Regions from separate parts of the Homo sapiens genome. Here region 2 is linked to region 1. A link is a loop called in an ENCODE intact Hi-C map of the cell type or tissue named here. Cell type or tissue: heart right ventricle. All regions are shown on one strand.

Evidence for each region. Peaks named below come from ENCODE experiments on the same cell type or tissue, not always from the same donor. Only the 100,000 strongest peaks of a DNase experiment are listed, where the experiment ranks them.
Region 2: it touches region 1 in a loop (4-fold over the local background); 42 of 110 quality-filtered maps call a loop at or near these places.

The regions. Positions count from the first base shown.
Region 1 is chr10:24,499,976-24,507,975 of GRCh38, reverse strand. KIAA1217 reads right to left here. Exons shown (of 21, transcript NM_019590.5): 9 at 6,431-6,597. Among named protein-coding and RNA genes, the nearest start is that of ARHGAP21, 220 kb to the left of the region's middle. RefSeq lists an enhancer at 6,024-6,524. In heart right ventricle, a CTCF peak has its summit at 4,161 (motif pointing right); DNase peaks (open chromatin) are centred at 1,995 and 4,142.
Region 2 is chr10:24,369,442-24,377,441 of GRCh38, reverse strand. All of the region lies in intron 2 of KIAA1217, which reads right to left. Among named protein-coding and RNA genes, the nearest start is that of MIR603, 98 kb to the right of the region's middle. In heart right ventricle, no CTCF peak of the experiment used is centred here; no DNase peak of the experiment used is centred here; H3K27ac peaks cover 1,080 bases.

The DNA of each region.
Region 1 (8,000 bases):
TTCAATACTTTAAAGACGTCATTCCACTGTGTCCTGACTTGCCTTTTGTTTCTGATGAGAAGTTGGCATTAATTCTTAATTGTGATTCCTGTATGTAATGGGTTTTCTCTCCACCCCCAGCTGCTTTGAAGATTTTTCCATTTATCTCTGGTTTTTAGCAATTTGACTACCATGTGCTTTGGTGCAATTTCCATTGTGCTTACCATTCTAGGGGTTCACTGAGCTTTTTTGGTCTGTGGATTTACAGCTTTCATCAAATTTGGAAAAAATTCAGTCATTACCTTTTTGAATATTTTTCTCTTTCCACTTCATCTTTTATTAATATTGTCTCACTGGTCACTACATTTTAATTCATTTTCTTTAGTCTCTTGTCTCTCTATACTTCAGTTTGAACAGTTTCCATTGCTGTTTTTAGGGTGACTGACATTTTGGGCAGTGATTAATCTTCTGTTAAGCACATTTGGATATTGTTTTTCAGCTCTTGAAAGCTCCACTTGGATATTTTTTATATCTTCCATTTCTTTCCTCATTATGTTCATGTCTTCCTTTAAATCCTTGAGAATAATTATAATAGCTGTTTTGAAGTCCTTGCTGCTGATTTCATTATCCCTGCCATGTCTGGTTGGTTTCTCTTGACAAATTTTTCTTAATGTTATAGGTCACATTTGTCAGCATCATCACATGTCTAGTAATTTTTGAGTGGATATTGGGCATGGAGCTCTGAATTTTGTTGTTTTCCTTTACAGATTTTGGACTTTCTCTGGCAGACAGTCCAGTTACTTGTGGATCAGCTTTGTCCTTTAAAGGCTTATTTTTAAGCAGTTAGGTTAAATCAAGGGTAGTCTTTCCTCTGGGGCTAGTTTAGTCCTAAGACTGAGGCACAGTCCTTCTCCGATCTCTACAAAATGCCCAGGTGCTCAACAAGGCCTCTTCGCTTTTTGCTTTTCAAAACGTGAACATCTCCCAGGCCTGTGTGAACTTCGGGAACTTTTTGGCTTACAGCCCCCGACTTAGTTTCTGCCTGGCTTAGCGGTTGCTTTCACACTGTACATGCTTGGCTTAATATTTAATAACAGACCCATTTATTGATGTACTTCTTTCTCTGCAGAGCTTTCTTGTGTTTGGTTCTCCAGTCCACCAGTTCTAGCTGTTTCAGCTCTCTCTAAACTTTGGTCTTATCTCCTCAACTCACTGTCAGTGCCATGCTTGGGTTTTTCCTTCCTGCACCAAGATCTGAAAAGTGCCTCCAGACAGAAAGCTGGGTCAACTGTAGGTTTTTTCCCCCCATTCTCCTAAGGATTACGGTCCTGTGTTGTTTAATTTCTGAAAACATTTGTTTCATACATTTGCTTATTTTTCAGTTTTCTAGTTGCCCACAGTGGGAGGGCAAGTAGAGTTGCAGTTATTCCTCATAGCTAGAAAGATAATTTATTGAAAATGCTTTGCCATTTTTATAAGCACTCTTGTAAAATAAGAGACAGAAATAATGCTCTTGTCCATTAAAATTTTAATTGGACCAAATAAGTTATCCAAATCACTTCATGGAGAAACTAGCAAATGCCTAAACCTAATTCCCCCAACCTGAAAATGGACCTATATCTCACATACTCAATTTTGATTTCTTAGGTAAAATCTAAGACTATCAGTCTTGCCAACAATGGATAATGTAATTGGACTGATTTTGCTGTCTAGCAGTGACATGGAACAGTGGTTATACCACAAATCAGAAAGATTCAGGAGGAAAGCCAGACCTCAGAACGACTCCTGATCCCACCTGGATCTGTTCCTGCAGGCTTCAGGGAACAAGACAAGGGATGCCTGGTCACAGCTATATAACCCATGTTATTGGGGTGCTGTCTCCCCATCTTAGAAAGCTTCTTGTTGTCTGAAGATCTGACTAGACCTTGGCACATTGTAAGCAGCCTAATCGTCAAGCCCTGTACTAGTTCCGTTTATTATTTCTGCTTGGCAGGGGACACGGGTCTGTTGCACATGGGAAACTCCAATATGCTGTTCTCAGGGATCCGCATTCCCGTGACCATTGTTATGCATGTCAGAAGATAAATGAGACCCTGGCACATTTCCACGAGGCGCCATCTCATAAAAAGACACATTAAGGAAATTGTATTGAATTGTATCATTTCAAATACATAGGGCTCTATGCACTACTGTGTTTATTTTTTATGTTGATATTTTACCTCCTCCTTCTCTTGGGAAGGGACAGTAAATTCTCAGGAGTCCTACAAATGTAATGAACAACCCAATTTTTTATTTATCAGGAAGCAGAATAAAGAGATTGGGGATGAAAGAAGTAGGAGGTCGCCATCCTCTCTTTATGCCAAGCCTATCTGGCCTCCACAGAACCTGTACCATCTCTTCCAGAAGCTTCTCTCTCTCTCCTCAGCCACCCACAAGGAGGGGAAGAAGTGCAGTCACTTCTGTAGATATGGGATGACTTTGGTAAAATCCAAGTACTGTGGCATTTTGGGAAAAAGATGTTCATTATTTAGAAAAAGTGGGCTTTTTTTCAAAATGATATCAGGAAAGGTAACAGGCAAACATAATCATCATTGGAGGAGAACATCTGTTAGGCACAAAACCTTGACAAAACCCTTTCCCATTGTTGCTAGCTAATTACAGACCCAACCGTTATTTGGGAATGGGAATATCACACTATAAAGGTTCCATATAGCTCTCATACCAAATGTAGCTAGCAGAGAACATACTAGATTAGCCACTGGGAATGAGGTGCATTGTTTGAAGTCAAGGCTTTAAGTCATTGGTAATAGCTGGCTATCTCAACATTTCCAGGAGGTGTCTTCATGGACTAAGCATTCATATTACCTGTAGCCAAGAGGTAAAAACAGTAGTTTTTACCCTGGAATGTTCTAGAGTCACCAGTGCCTAGCCTCCAGTCCGTGCCAGTGAAGTCAGACTCTGGCCATCGTGCCTGAGCACTGGTATTTTTGCTAAGGGTTTCAAATAATTCTAATGAGTAGCCAGGATTGAGAACCACTCTTAGACCGATAACTCCTGTGAAATTGGAGAGCAGAAGATAACATGAACAAGCTTTTAGTGGTTTCCTTGATCTTCTGCTTAGGTTCCCCTTGTCCCATTGAAATCTACCCACCCCATTGTGTCTGCAACAAATTTCTATTCCTGAGAATAATCCATCAGTTTTGAAAATGAAATGCTCAAATAGGATATGCTCTACAGTCTAGGATTTTCCAATGATTTAATTATCTAATTACTGGAGCTGGCTGCCAAGCACAAATGGTTTTATTCAGTTTCACTATTTTATAACACAGTTCAAAGAATATTTGAATTTCTAATTCAATTTTTGTTCTTTTGAGACTAGTCTAGTGTTTCGTATATCTCTAATGATAGCTCCATTATTGGACTTAGAGCCACTGTGCGGCTGCAGTTCATTTTTGGTATATAATACCGCACATGTTGAAGGAGAATTGGTGCCGAGATAGCTTAATTATTCTAAGCTGTTTTTGTCTTAAGTAGACTCCCTCGATTGAAAAGACAGAAGTTTGATGGGGAGGAAAGCTGAATGGGACCCAGGGAATACAAATGCAGAGGTAGAAACAGTAACAGCCAGGTTAGGAAACACCATGCTTATTTTTCCCTGCGAGTCTGCGCTTTAGAACTGCCCAACTTCCCAGGCTCAAAAGCACATTTGCTCACTGTTCTTTATTCCCAGAAAGCCAGAAAAGTTGAGTAGTTCTGGAGCAATAAAGAAACTTGTGTGGTTAACACAGCATTCCTAGACCTTGACCAAAGACCTTCTTTGTTTAAGAAAACTGCTCTTTTTCACAAAGCTGCACAGTTCAAGGGTTGCAAGGCGAGACAAGTGTGAGAGATCCCTCCCAGCCGGCCAGAGGACCAAACTACGCCAGCCACTGATGGGGTGACGCTGTAGCTACAGACATCAAGAGAGCCTTGGTATCAAATTCACCTCTAACGCCTGTGAAATTCCCAGGGGAAGTGCGGCATTTATGCTAAAGCAATTCCATCCCTGTCCCCAAACCAACAAATGCTCACTTTTGAGAGCAGTTAGGTACTTCCATACAAATGATATGTATGTTTTTCTTAAAGGGCGCAATGAGGAGGTAACAATTTCGAAATGGCCAGCAGATGGTGCCAAAAGGCAGGAGCAGTGAAGGGAAGGGCTTGACCTCCAGGAGCCCCAGGTAAGAACGAACTTGGGAGCCGATAGGCCCCCTCTGAACTGCAATTGTGTCCTTTGGCCTGCAGAGTACTCAGTAATTAGTTTTCAATTACTTTCCAACATTTTTAAATGGCGGTAATTCATATAAAACCTGTGTCTCCAGATTTGCTTGAAATATTGAAACATCTAGAAACACTGGATACTTATTCTATCAGGTTAAGAGCCAGTTGGAACTGAGTGGCTACTATCCTTTAAAGGGGCCAATTTACTGTGGTCTCTCCTCCATTTCACTTGCTGTTACTGCCCGGACACTGAAGACATGTGACTTTGTCACCCCCTGACACAACCCAGCCCAACCCGTACACTTCATTTCATTGCAATGTGTCTTTAAAATTGCAAAGCGAGAGGAAGCTAATGCAAAGGATGGGGCCATCACAGACGATGAGATTCACTAGGAGATTTAAATGAATTTGCATCAGATGTTCAAGGTATCTGGGATGTTGCCTAAGAGACAGAGTAGCCTTTGGAGATCAGAGCCCTCACTCTTCTAGCAACCGTCATGATCCATGCTGGGGCCTTGGGGCAGGTCTCTCAAACCAGCTGCCTTTCTGTGTGTTTTCTGGTAGGCAGAGGGCAAGGGGAAATTGTTTTCTTAGCTTTCATTAGGTGGTTAAACAACTTAGGGCTTGTGCTGTCGCTGTGCTGAAGAAGCAGAACCGATTGGAAGCCTTTTTCCTATTAGAGGAAAGGGCTCAGGAGGTTGCATCCCCATGGCTGCTCCAGGATCCTGGATACATTTATCTTGTTTTTTTTGAGACATAGTCTTGGTCTATTGCCCAGGCTGGAGTGCAATGGTGCTATCCTGGCTCATGCAACCTCTGCCTTCCACATTCAAGTGATTCTCAAGTCTCAGCCTCCCTAGTAGCTGGGACTAGAGGCACACCCCACCATGCCTGGCTAATTTTTTTTCAGTATAAATGGGGTTTCACCACATTGGCCAGGCTGGTCTTGAAGTCCTGACCTCGTCATCCACCTGCCTCGTCCTCCCAAAGTGCTGGGATTACAGGCATGAGCCATGACACCTGGCCCTATCTTCTAGCACTATTTGGATTATGAGCTTCTGGAAGTCAGGGAGGATATCTGTATAGAGCCTAGGCCAGCACTGTATCCTCAACGACCAACCTACCAGCCAGGGCAGGGAGGTGGGAGAAGGTGCACAGAGCAAATATGTGGTCTCATGCAGAGATGCACATCTCTACCTCCTTATTACCCAGGAGACAGCTTATTCTGCTTTGGCAGATTTACGGGATTTGTTGACCAAGATTCGTGACCTGAAGGGTCACTTATCCTGATTCCCGTAGAGTTTATATATTCCTTAACAATGGAAAAGAGCAAGGAACGGATGGATCACAGTATCTGAATGAAATGCAGATGTTTTTCGTAACAAATCACCATGATGGCTTTTTTTCCTTATGAATTCATCTTCTATTCTAAACTCATAGTTCTAAATACATCACAGATCCTTGCAAAAAAAATGAAAAAAAAAAAAAAAAAAAAAGCTTGGCTGACTATCCACCTTTGTCCCCGTTCAGTGTGGAGGAGGATGGAGCCTCCAAGCTGTCAGAAGTCAGCCTTCACTGGCTGTCGGCATGCTCCCCGTGGCCCCTCTCCTTTCGGCTCTTCTCCAAAAACAAATGCCCTAGAGTCTCTTCCTGCGTAAAAGTACGCACAGCTTAAAGAAGTGGTTGTAGGCCAGACGCGGTGGCTCAAGACTGTAATCCCAGCACTTTGGGAGGCCGAGGCAGGTGGATCACGAGGTCAGGAGATCGAGACCATCCTGGCTAACACGGTGAAACCCCGTCTCTACTAAAACATAGAAAAAATTAGCCGGGCGTGGTGGCGGGCGCCTGTAGTTCCAGCTACTCGGGAGGCTGAGGCAGGAGAATGGCGTGAACCCGGGAGACGGAGCTTGCAGTGAGCCGAGATCGCGCCACTGCACTCCAGCCTGGGGGACAAAGCGAGACTACGTCTCAAAAAAAAAAAAAAAAAAAAAAAAAAAAAAAAAAAAAGAAGTGGTTATAGATTGACTATAGTTGCAGTGGAAGGCTCTAGACTTGGATTGTGTGTGTGAGAGAGGAAGCCATGCTGTTTCTATGGTTCTACATTCTCTAGGTCTTCACGGAGCCCCTAGGAAAAGGAAGGTAGGAAGAGCTCAGGGCAACCGAGACAGAGGCCGCCGTGCATGAGGAATACCTGGAGCTGCCGCATCTGCTGGAGCTGGAGCCTGAGTTCCGCCACGCTCCGCCTCATCTCAAGCAGGCTCATGTGGATGGCTGAGGTGCCCACAGGTGGAGGCTGGCTGGGAGGCACCGTGGACTCCAGAGCACTGAGCATCTTCCCACCAGACACATGGGGCGTTCCTATGAGAAAAGTGCATCAGAGAACTCAGAAGGCCACAAAGGAAAGTCTAAGCTATGCATCCCATCCCAATGCAGATGACTGGTAATTCTAAAAAGGCCTAATTCTCTCATTACAAAAAATATGCATATATATGAATCACACAGTGTTATGGTATGCAGTGTGCAATGATCACATTCTAGAAGTTTAGTAAGAAAGTGCCATAGGAAGACAGGCCACAGAGCTGCCTATGCTCCTATCTATCTATCCACTGATTGTTCTATCAATTGATCAATTTTGTTTATTTTTTTTTTATTTTAATTTTTTTTTCTTTTCTTAACCCCTGGAAGTAGAGCTTTTTTAAACACACAGGTTTGCATAGAGAAAAGCTTAGAAGTGTATAAAACAAAGTGTTAACGGTATCTCCAGCTGTGCTTTTCCAATATAAGGTTTTTTGTTTGTTTGTTTACTATTTTTTATTTTTGAGAACAGGGTCTCACCGTATTGCCCAGGCAGGTCTCGAACACCTGGGCTCAAGCTATCCTCCTGCCTCTGCCTCCCTAAGAGCTAGGATTACAGGCGTGAACCACCGCACTTGGCCAATTTTTTGTATTTCTAAAATCTGCATACTGAATATCTGCAATTTTATAATAGAGAAAACTAATTTTAAAATTCTGAGACCTAATATAGAGTGCTTATGTGCCTATTTTCTGCACAGCAAATGTAACCTAAGGACATGCAACTTATTTCTGGGCAGAGATTCAGCCAATCGCCAAGGGGAGATTAGTAAGAACTGGGTACTGTCCTGAATCCCTTCAGATTTCCAAAATGAAAAGAAAGAGGGCATCTGCACACAACTCCTTTAGTAAGAAAATAAGGCAAGATGCAAAAATTCTTCAGGAGGGGACTCTAAAAAGGACAATGCAATTCTATTGATACAGGTACCTGGAGTAGAGGCTGGATCCATGTTACTAATAAAGACACACACACACACACACACACACGCACACACTCTTCTGGAGTAGAGGCTGGATCCATATTACTAATAAAGACACGCACACACACACACGCATGCACACACTGTTCTGGAGTAAAGGCTGGATCCATGTTACTAATAAAGACACACACACACACGCACACACACTCTTCTGGAGTAGAGGCTGGATCCATGTTACTAATAAAGACACACACACACACACACACACACACACACACACTTCTGTTCAGTTCTCTTTCCTGTAAAGCTTTGTCACAGGCCAGGCTGGCCTTGCAGGACAGAGCACTGCTGGCCACTTGCAGACCCTGGAGTGGCTATAGTGTGGTGGTACCCTGTCTTTCCATCCTGGCTCAGTCATTTCGGGAACCTTTCCCGCTCCAGCACACACAACTCAGCCAGGCCCCAGTGGAGCTCAAAGTGGCTCATGAG
Region 2 (8,000 bases), 130 kb after region 1:
TGTTTGAAGCTGCTACCCTAAGCTGCTGAGTGGAGAGCTATGCCTAACTGAGGAGGAAGCAGGGGATGGTGGGAATATTCTCTGAGCCACGTGAGCAGGACTCAAGGGTCTGTAAGACTGGATTTTCCTCCTTGCTCCATGGAGATCCATGACACCAATCTCCCTCTGTTTCCATCACAACCTTGTAAAGACTTCCCCAAATCATTAGGCAACCCCAAACCCGCAAACCCAAATGGTAAGCCCTTTGGGGTCATGCATGAAGGGGGTGGTCTGTATAATCAGGCCACCTGAACCCCACTTGTCCTTTCTATTCTTCTCTTCTTCGAAGGGGTCTCTCTGTCACGAAGACATTCTGGTGTCATTGGCTCAATGCAGCTCTCTCCTCTTCTGCATCTGTGATTGACCCTATAGAAATATTCTCTTCCTAATGAAAGGATGAGGGAAGAAATAAAGGACCCAACATAACAGGTGCCTGCTGCTCTGTATCAAGTAACTGTCATGTGGTAACCTAATTTAACCTTCCCTGTAACCTCACACTACTGATTACCACTGAGAAAATAGAAAAAGCAGCTTGCCCTGAAACTCTACCAAATGAAAGGAGCAAAGATCACGTGTGGCGCACTCCAGAGTTGACACCAGTGGTAAGATTGGTTGGTTGGTCATTCATTCATTCATTCATTCAGTCAGACAGGGTCTCTATTGCCCAGGCTGGAGTGCAGTGGTAAGATTATGGCTCACTGCAGCCTCGATCTCCCAGGCTCAAGCGATCCTCCCACCTCAGCCTCCTGAGTAGCTGGGACTACAGGTGTGTACCATCATGCCCAGCTAATTGTTTTAATTTGTAGTAGACGAGGTCTCACTTTGTTGCCCAGGCTGGTCTCAAACTCCTAAGCTTAAGCGATCCTTTCATCTCAGTCTCCCAAAGTGCTAGGATTACAGGTGTGAGCCACTGCACCCTGCCTAAAATTTTTATTTAACCAGGAGTCTGGGAATGCTAGTTCTAGTTCAGCTTCTGCCAAAAACTGGTCCACATATAACCTCGTTGAGTCACAGGTATCTCATCTGTAAGGCCAGAGGTTGAGCTAGTTGGTGTCTCAGATCCCTTGCAGGACCAAAACTTTCTAACTCTAAGTACACATCATATAAGAAGAAAAGATCATGTCATCCAGAAAAACAGTTTACTGAGATTTCCTTCGAATTATTTATCCTATAGCACCTGCTCCATAGATATATGTAGCTAGGTAGTGCTAAGATCTGGCTTTCCGCATTTATGTCCTCAAGTGTATGCAACATAGTTGAACAGCATTAATTTTTAAAAGACGGTCATGATTTCATTTTAACATCATGAACAAATATTTGCTGAAATGTTCACCAAGTGCACTGTTCTGCGAGGGAGATCAGATTTATTCATATTCTTTGCAATGCTATTGGATTTGGAGATAACAACAAAGATAAAAGAAAGTTAGAGCTAGAGGTATTGATGATGTATTTTTCATTCCCGTTTTCAGACCCTTAAACCCTAAATTGAAATGCCGAGGTCCAGAAAATGAACCTGCAAATGTAGCTTTACGTAATATGTTAATTGCCAGGAACAGTGGGGTGTCTGGCTAGCCAAGGTATTCACTTTGCTTCAGATTACGTTCTATTGTGAAAAGAAAAATCAACATTGCCGTGATGAAGTTTTACTTCATCCTAATTAATGCCCAATTTGCCACAGGGCATTTGAAAATACAATGAAGTTTTCCACATGCAAATGTATTTGGAATGACTCATTCCTAGCACTCATTAAAGGACATGGTTAATTTAATCATGACATTCAGACACTTTAGCCCCATTTCTTTCACTTGTGAAACTTTCAACTCAAACCCAGTCAAAATTCTGATTTCAGTTGAAGAGAACATTCTAGTTGCTAGGTACTTTTATTAAAAATTCCAGGAACAAAATATTAAATTAACAAATAAATCATCCACAGAATTTAGGTTTTCTCTACCATTCCTGCTTCACGGTACTCCAAAGGAAAATTAATAAACTCTCACTTTGGAAGCTCTACGCTTCTAAATTTGCTTACAGAGTCCTTTTTACAAGCCACAGTGCAGTTGCCTTTTTCCCATTTTCTGCTCTCCTTCTAGTTTCCTGTCTTTAATGTCCATGCTGGGTTGAGGACTAAGGGTGGGAAGGAAGACAGGGAGCTCCATCGGGCACACCTGGCTTCTATCTTATCTCCCATCCTTACATAAACCCATCCCTGGTGACAGCATCAGCTGAGGCCTTCTTCCTCCAGTTGGCCACCACCTGCCATTCTCTGGTGAGTCCTGTGACCAACAGCCAGGTGTATATTTCGAACAGCGAGCCCTGGGGTCAGGTACAGTGGCTCACACCTGTAATCCCAGAACTTTGGGAGGCCTAGGCAGGTGGATTGCTTGAGCCCAGGAGTTCAAGACCAGCATGGGCAACCTAGTTGAGACTCTGTCTCTACAAAAAATTAAAAAATTAGCCAGGTGTGGTGCTGCACACGTGTAGTTCCAGCCACTGGGGAGGCTGAGGCAGGAGGATGGCTTGAGCCCGAGGTTGAAGCTGCAGTGAGCTAGGGTGACACCACTGCACATCAGCCTGGGAGAAAGAACAAGACTCCCATCTCTAAAAAATAACAGAAGAATACAAAATTTAAAAAAAGAACAGCAAGGCTTAGCTATGCATGTCTTCTTGGCAACTTCCCACGGCTTCTGTGGCTTATGGACAGAAAAGCAAAATCTGAATGATATCTCCCCAGTGCCATTCTTGCAACTATGATCACTCTGGGTAATAGACTGAGACACCCATGATTCTAAAATACAACGGGTGGATGTGAGAACTGCAACACAAATGGAGAAGAGAACTGTAGTTAGTTTTATTATGATCTTGCAATTTTGGGGTGGGTCTGGCATTAAAGACTCAGAGAAATGGTGGTAGAGGAGAATAAATCAGCAGCTTTTGTTTTTAATAGAAACCTTGGGTGCAGGCGCTAGAGGGTCCTGCTGTTAATCTACAGTACAATATACACACACACAAAATCGAGTGTTTAGTGGACATCTGGATGCTGGATGTGAGCAGTTTGTGGATACTTGCCAGGATGACTAGTAACCAGGAACTTCTGGGCCTTACAATAAGATAGATCTATATTCACTAACCACATTTTAATGCCAACTTCCAACGGTGCATATCTGAGATTCTCACGTTTCTCCTAGCTTAAGTTGAGGTCTGATAATTAGTATTTCTCTTCCCTGACTTAGATAAAGGGGAAGCATTTTCTCTAGGATTTATTTTGATGAAATATCCTTGATACACTCAGTTTATATCCTGTTTCTTCAACGCTAATATTTCAACACTTTTCTCCCTTTTCCATCCAAAGAGTACCCAGACGTTATTCATGATTTTCACCTGTGAAAACAGAATGGCATTTGTTCTGGATGGAAATCAGACGATTCAGCAGTTGGGCAAAGTACAACTGCATCTTTTGTTTCCACATTTTCCTTCTCTGTGTGTATTATTTCATTATCAGATTGGAAAGATGAAAGGGCAGTGATACCCATTACCCGCTGCCCACGGGCAGCTCATATGGAGCCAGCCACAGTCATCCCTGCACTGAGGCATCCTCTGTGTGGAGCGAAGTGAGCCAGGCAGGACCCCTCTGCCAACCCATTGTCACCATGCAAAGCCCCCTGCCTTCCTACAGCTGCAAACAAACAAATGACAAGGACACCTCTGTGCAGAAAAGGGCTCTTCCTCATTGTTTAAAGAAGCACCACACTATGCAAATACTCTCCATAGAGTATTATCTGTGTGTCAGATTCATCTTCTGAGGTATTGTTAATTTACCTTGTCCTTGTGGTTGTCAGAAACAACAAAAAATTTATGGAACTTCTATTGCTAGCCATCACCTCCTGGGAAACTTCCAAGCCTTTAAGTTCCAAGGTCTTCCCACAGGGAAGGGTTGTTAATGGTATCCCCATGCTACAGAGGCCACTCTGAAGACTCTCTCCCTAAATTGGGGTTAGAAGGTAAAGGTATCTGGAAAAGACGTCTGGACTTACCTCCAGAAGGGGAAAGGAGGAAGTTCCTAATTGCGCAGGAAGAGGGGAGTGGATGACTTCCCAGAGCCAAGAAGAGGGTGGCAGTTTTGGTGTCAGTGGTGGCGATGGTGCTCTTCAAATTGGGAAGACCTGTATTCCATTTGCAAGAAGTGACCCACAACTGGGAAGATGGATGTGTGACATGCTTAGAGTGGGTGGAACCAGGTGCTCACACTTAGGATACTTGGCAAAGGTCCCCATAAACCTGGATGCAAACAGGCTGCACAGAAAGCAATTCACTATAAGTCCCAGGAGACTCAGAGGCCCTGGCCTGGTTTTATTGGATTGGACAAGCTCCTCAAGATTTCCTTATGACTCCAAGTGAGGGGAAAATGCTTCCCCTTAATATGATGAGGATGAATTTCTCAATAATTGCTGAAGCCAGGATAGATTGGTTTGATTTGGGAAAATTAAGAAAAGTGGTAGTTCTTGTACTGGAGTGTCAGGAAGCAAATCTGTACATATTACATCTTTAATAGAATAAGTAAATCTTGAAACAATTTGGAGGGCTGGTTAACAAATTACAATGTCTGTGTACTCTAGAGTACTACACAATCATAATAAAGGTGTTTTAATGGAATTTTGGGGTATAATTTAGTAATTGGACACAATAGAGCCAAATGCGAGCATTAGTTTTCTTTTGATGGTGGGATTACGGGTAACATTCTTTTTAAATAATTTCACCTTTTATTTTAGATTTAGATTTATTTTGGCGTGCAGGTTTGTTACATGGGTATATTGCAAAATGCTGAGGTCTGGGGTACAATTGATCCCGTCACCCAGGCAGTGAGCATGAAACTGACCCAACAGTCCCATAGATTATTTTTTTTGATAAACTGAACAAGAAATTGTTCTGGTCTCAAAGCTGGAAACCAGTATTTGTTTTATCTGAGTTCCTTCCTCAGGAAACACCTTTAGGACTCTCAAAAAAGTATCAAAGAACTGAAACGCACCAGATCACCACACCAGATGCCACACCCCTCATTCATCATGATTGTTTCCTTGCGCCTTCTCAGTTGTTGTTTTCTTATGTGTTCTTAACGTTTCTTTCCTGCTATATAAACCCCTAGTTCTAGTCAGTCAAGGAGATGGAGTTGAGACTGAGCTTCTGTCTCCTTGGCTGCAGCACCCGATCAAAGCCTTCTTCCTTGGCAATACTTGTCTCAGTGATTGGTTTTCTGTTTGGTGAGCAGCAGAACCTCGACCAAACCCCCGGTGTTTTTGTAACAAGCGTAGTATTCAATGGGTTTTCAACCCTTGCTCTCCTCCTGCCTCCCCACTCCAGGAGTCCCCAGTGTCTATTATTGCCATCTTTATACCCATGTGTACCCAATGTTTAGCTCTCACTTATTAAGTAAGAACATGCTGCATTGGGTTTTCTGTTCTGCATTAGATTGCTTAGGATAAGAGTGACACACTTTCTTTATTTCTCCAAAATAAGAATATGTTGTTTTTACAAATCAGAGAATTACTAAATAGGCATGATATTTTTAAAGAATAGATCAGAGGAAGGGAACTTTCCCATAAAACATTTAGAATCCAGAAGGATTCCTGTCTATGGTGACCTGAATGTATTCATGCCCAATTCCTGTCTTCTCTTGTGTATTCTGTATGATTGGATTCTAGGTTTAAGAACTTGTCATTAGAGATGGCCCCTGAAATGACAACACAAATGCATGGGGAAAACATGGGAAGGGAAACACGTTTTCATTTTCATGCCATGCAATATTTGGCAAGAATCCAGTTCTTACAAAACTTCCAATTCTACAAAACGATACAGTTAAGAAAAGCGCCAAGGCCATCAAATCAATTTCAGACATGCAGATTGCATTCCACCTTTTAAAGAGACAGACTTCCACATCTGTAGTTCTGATACCATTATAGTAATTTAATTTAAAGGCTCTTAAAATTTGATTCTAGGTAAATTTGGAATTTTAGCAATTTTCTATGATCCCAGAGATATTTTCCACCTTTCAACCCTTCATAGTTTGTAGATGATACAGTATTCTTTTTTTTCCCTTGAAGAGGTTTGGTTCCACCTAGAGGAGCTGCTAAATCTGTTGCCTTGCAGAGGAGACAGGGGTTCTTATCAGATCAGAAGGCAGGGTGGCCTTTTCAACTCCAGGATTAGACATCAACCTGCCACCTGTCTGCCTTGTGGCCTACCTGTAACATGACATAAACTCTACTGAAATACCACCTCAGATTGACTGCTCTCTGACTCCTCCCCAAAGCCAGAATGAGACAAAAGCTATTTAAAGAAAATAAAGCCTAGCTCAACTATGATCTCCATTTAGCATCCTTCTACCAAGTTAGAAAATTAGATCATCGGTAAGTTCCAAGTCTGGATCTCATTAACTCAGACTTTCACCCCTTTCAGAAATACGTTCATGCAATTTTTATTCAGTGATGTGTTTTCTTCTTTTCGTTTTGCCGATACAAAATTAAAAGCCTGGACTAGGTGTGGTGGCTTACACCTATAATTGCAGCACTTTGAGAGGCTGAGGCAGGAGGATAAATGAAGCCAGGAGTTTGAGACCAACCTCGGCAACGTCCCATCTCTACAAAAAACCAACATGAAAATTAGCCAGGAGTCGTGGTGCACACCTGTAGTCCCAGCTACTCGTGAGGCTGAGGTGGGAGGATCCCTTGAACCTGGCAGTTCAAGGCTGCAGTGAGCTATGCAGTGATCATGCCACTGTACTCCAGCCTGGGTCACACAGCAAGATCCTGTCTCTAAAAAAACAAAAGCCACATGAAGAATACTGCTGTTTACTTGTTGGTCCTGCCTACTATGCTGATCAGTGTACCTTTTATAAAGGCACGAACAATGTTTCTTTCACAATTTGAAACAAAGAATATGATTTTGCTTCCTGAAGGATTAATAAGTATTACCTTGTCATATGTAAAATATCATGTATGTCAGGAAGCTTGAAAGTAAATTTAATGTCCAAGCTAATCATAGTACCTATATTTTAAAATTTGCTTCCTCTTCTTACGAGATTTTGCTTTTTGATTTTCAGTGTATCTACCTTAGGGTAGATGTCTTTTTTTTTTTTTTTTTTTTTGAGACAGAGTCTCGCTCTGTTGCCCAGGCTGGAGTGCAGTGGCGTGATCTTGGCTCACTGCAGGCTCCGCCTCCCGGGTTCACACCATTCTCCTGCCTCAGCCTCCCGAGTAGCTGGGACTACAGGCGCCCGCCATCACGCCTGGCTAAGTTTTTATATTTGTAGTAGAGATGGGGTTTCACCGTGTTAGCCAGGATGGTCTCGATCTCCTGACCTCGTGATCTACCTGCCTCGGCCTCCCAAAGTGCTGGGATTACAGGCGTGAGCCGCCGCGCCCGGCCAGGTAGATGTCTTTTTATTGCAAGTTGCCTTGAATACAACAATTAATTTATTCTTTCTCTCCTTTCTTTCTGAAACAAGAAAAGTAATGCCTTATCAACAAGTAAAATGTTGAACAGGCTTTGGCTGCCAAAATCCTCATTGGTTGAGGTCTGAGCAAGACTGCAGATGCTTTTGTAATTCAGAAAGTCAGGAATGCACTTTAAAAGGCTATAGGATAAAAGGTGTCTGTGTGAGGATTGCTGTTATTATACTGATAAAAGGAAAGAAACCTGCTTGTAGCCTTTGAAGTCTCAAGTAAAATACAACCAGCAAAACATGGTGCTAAGTACACATCTTAGAAGGCCTTCTTAACAAAAGCCATTTTTAAGCTCATCTCTGCAACCTAGGCTTCAGTGCTTTATGGAGAGGATGTGGGATCCCAAGCCACGGAATCGTACCCCTAAAACTTAATTGCATTGTTGCCAAACCAAAGAGGCTTTCCTTGCTAGCAAAGGCCCTCACCCTCAGTGAGGGTATGGGCTGTGCCATGGGAGAGCTTATG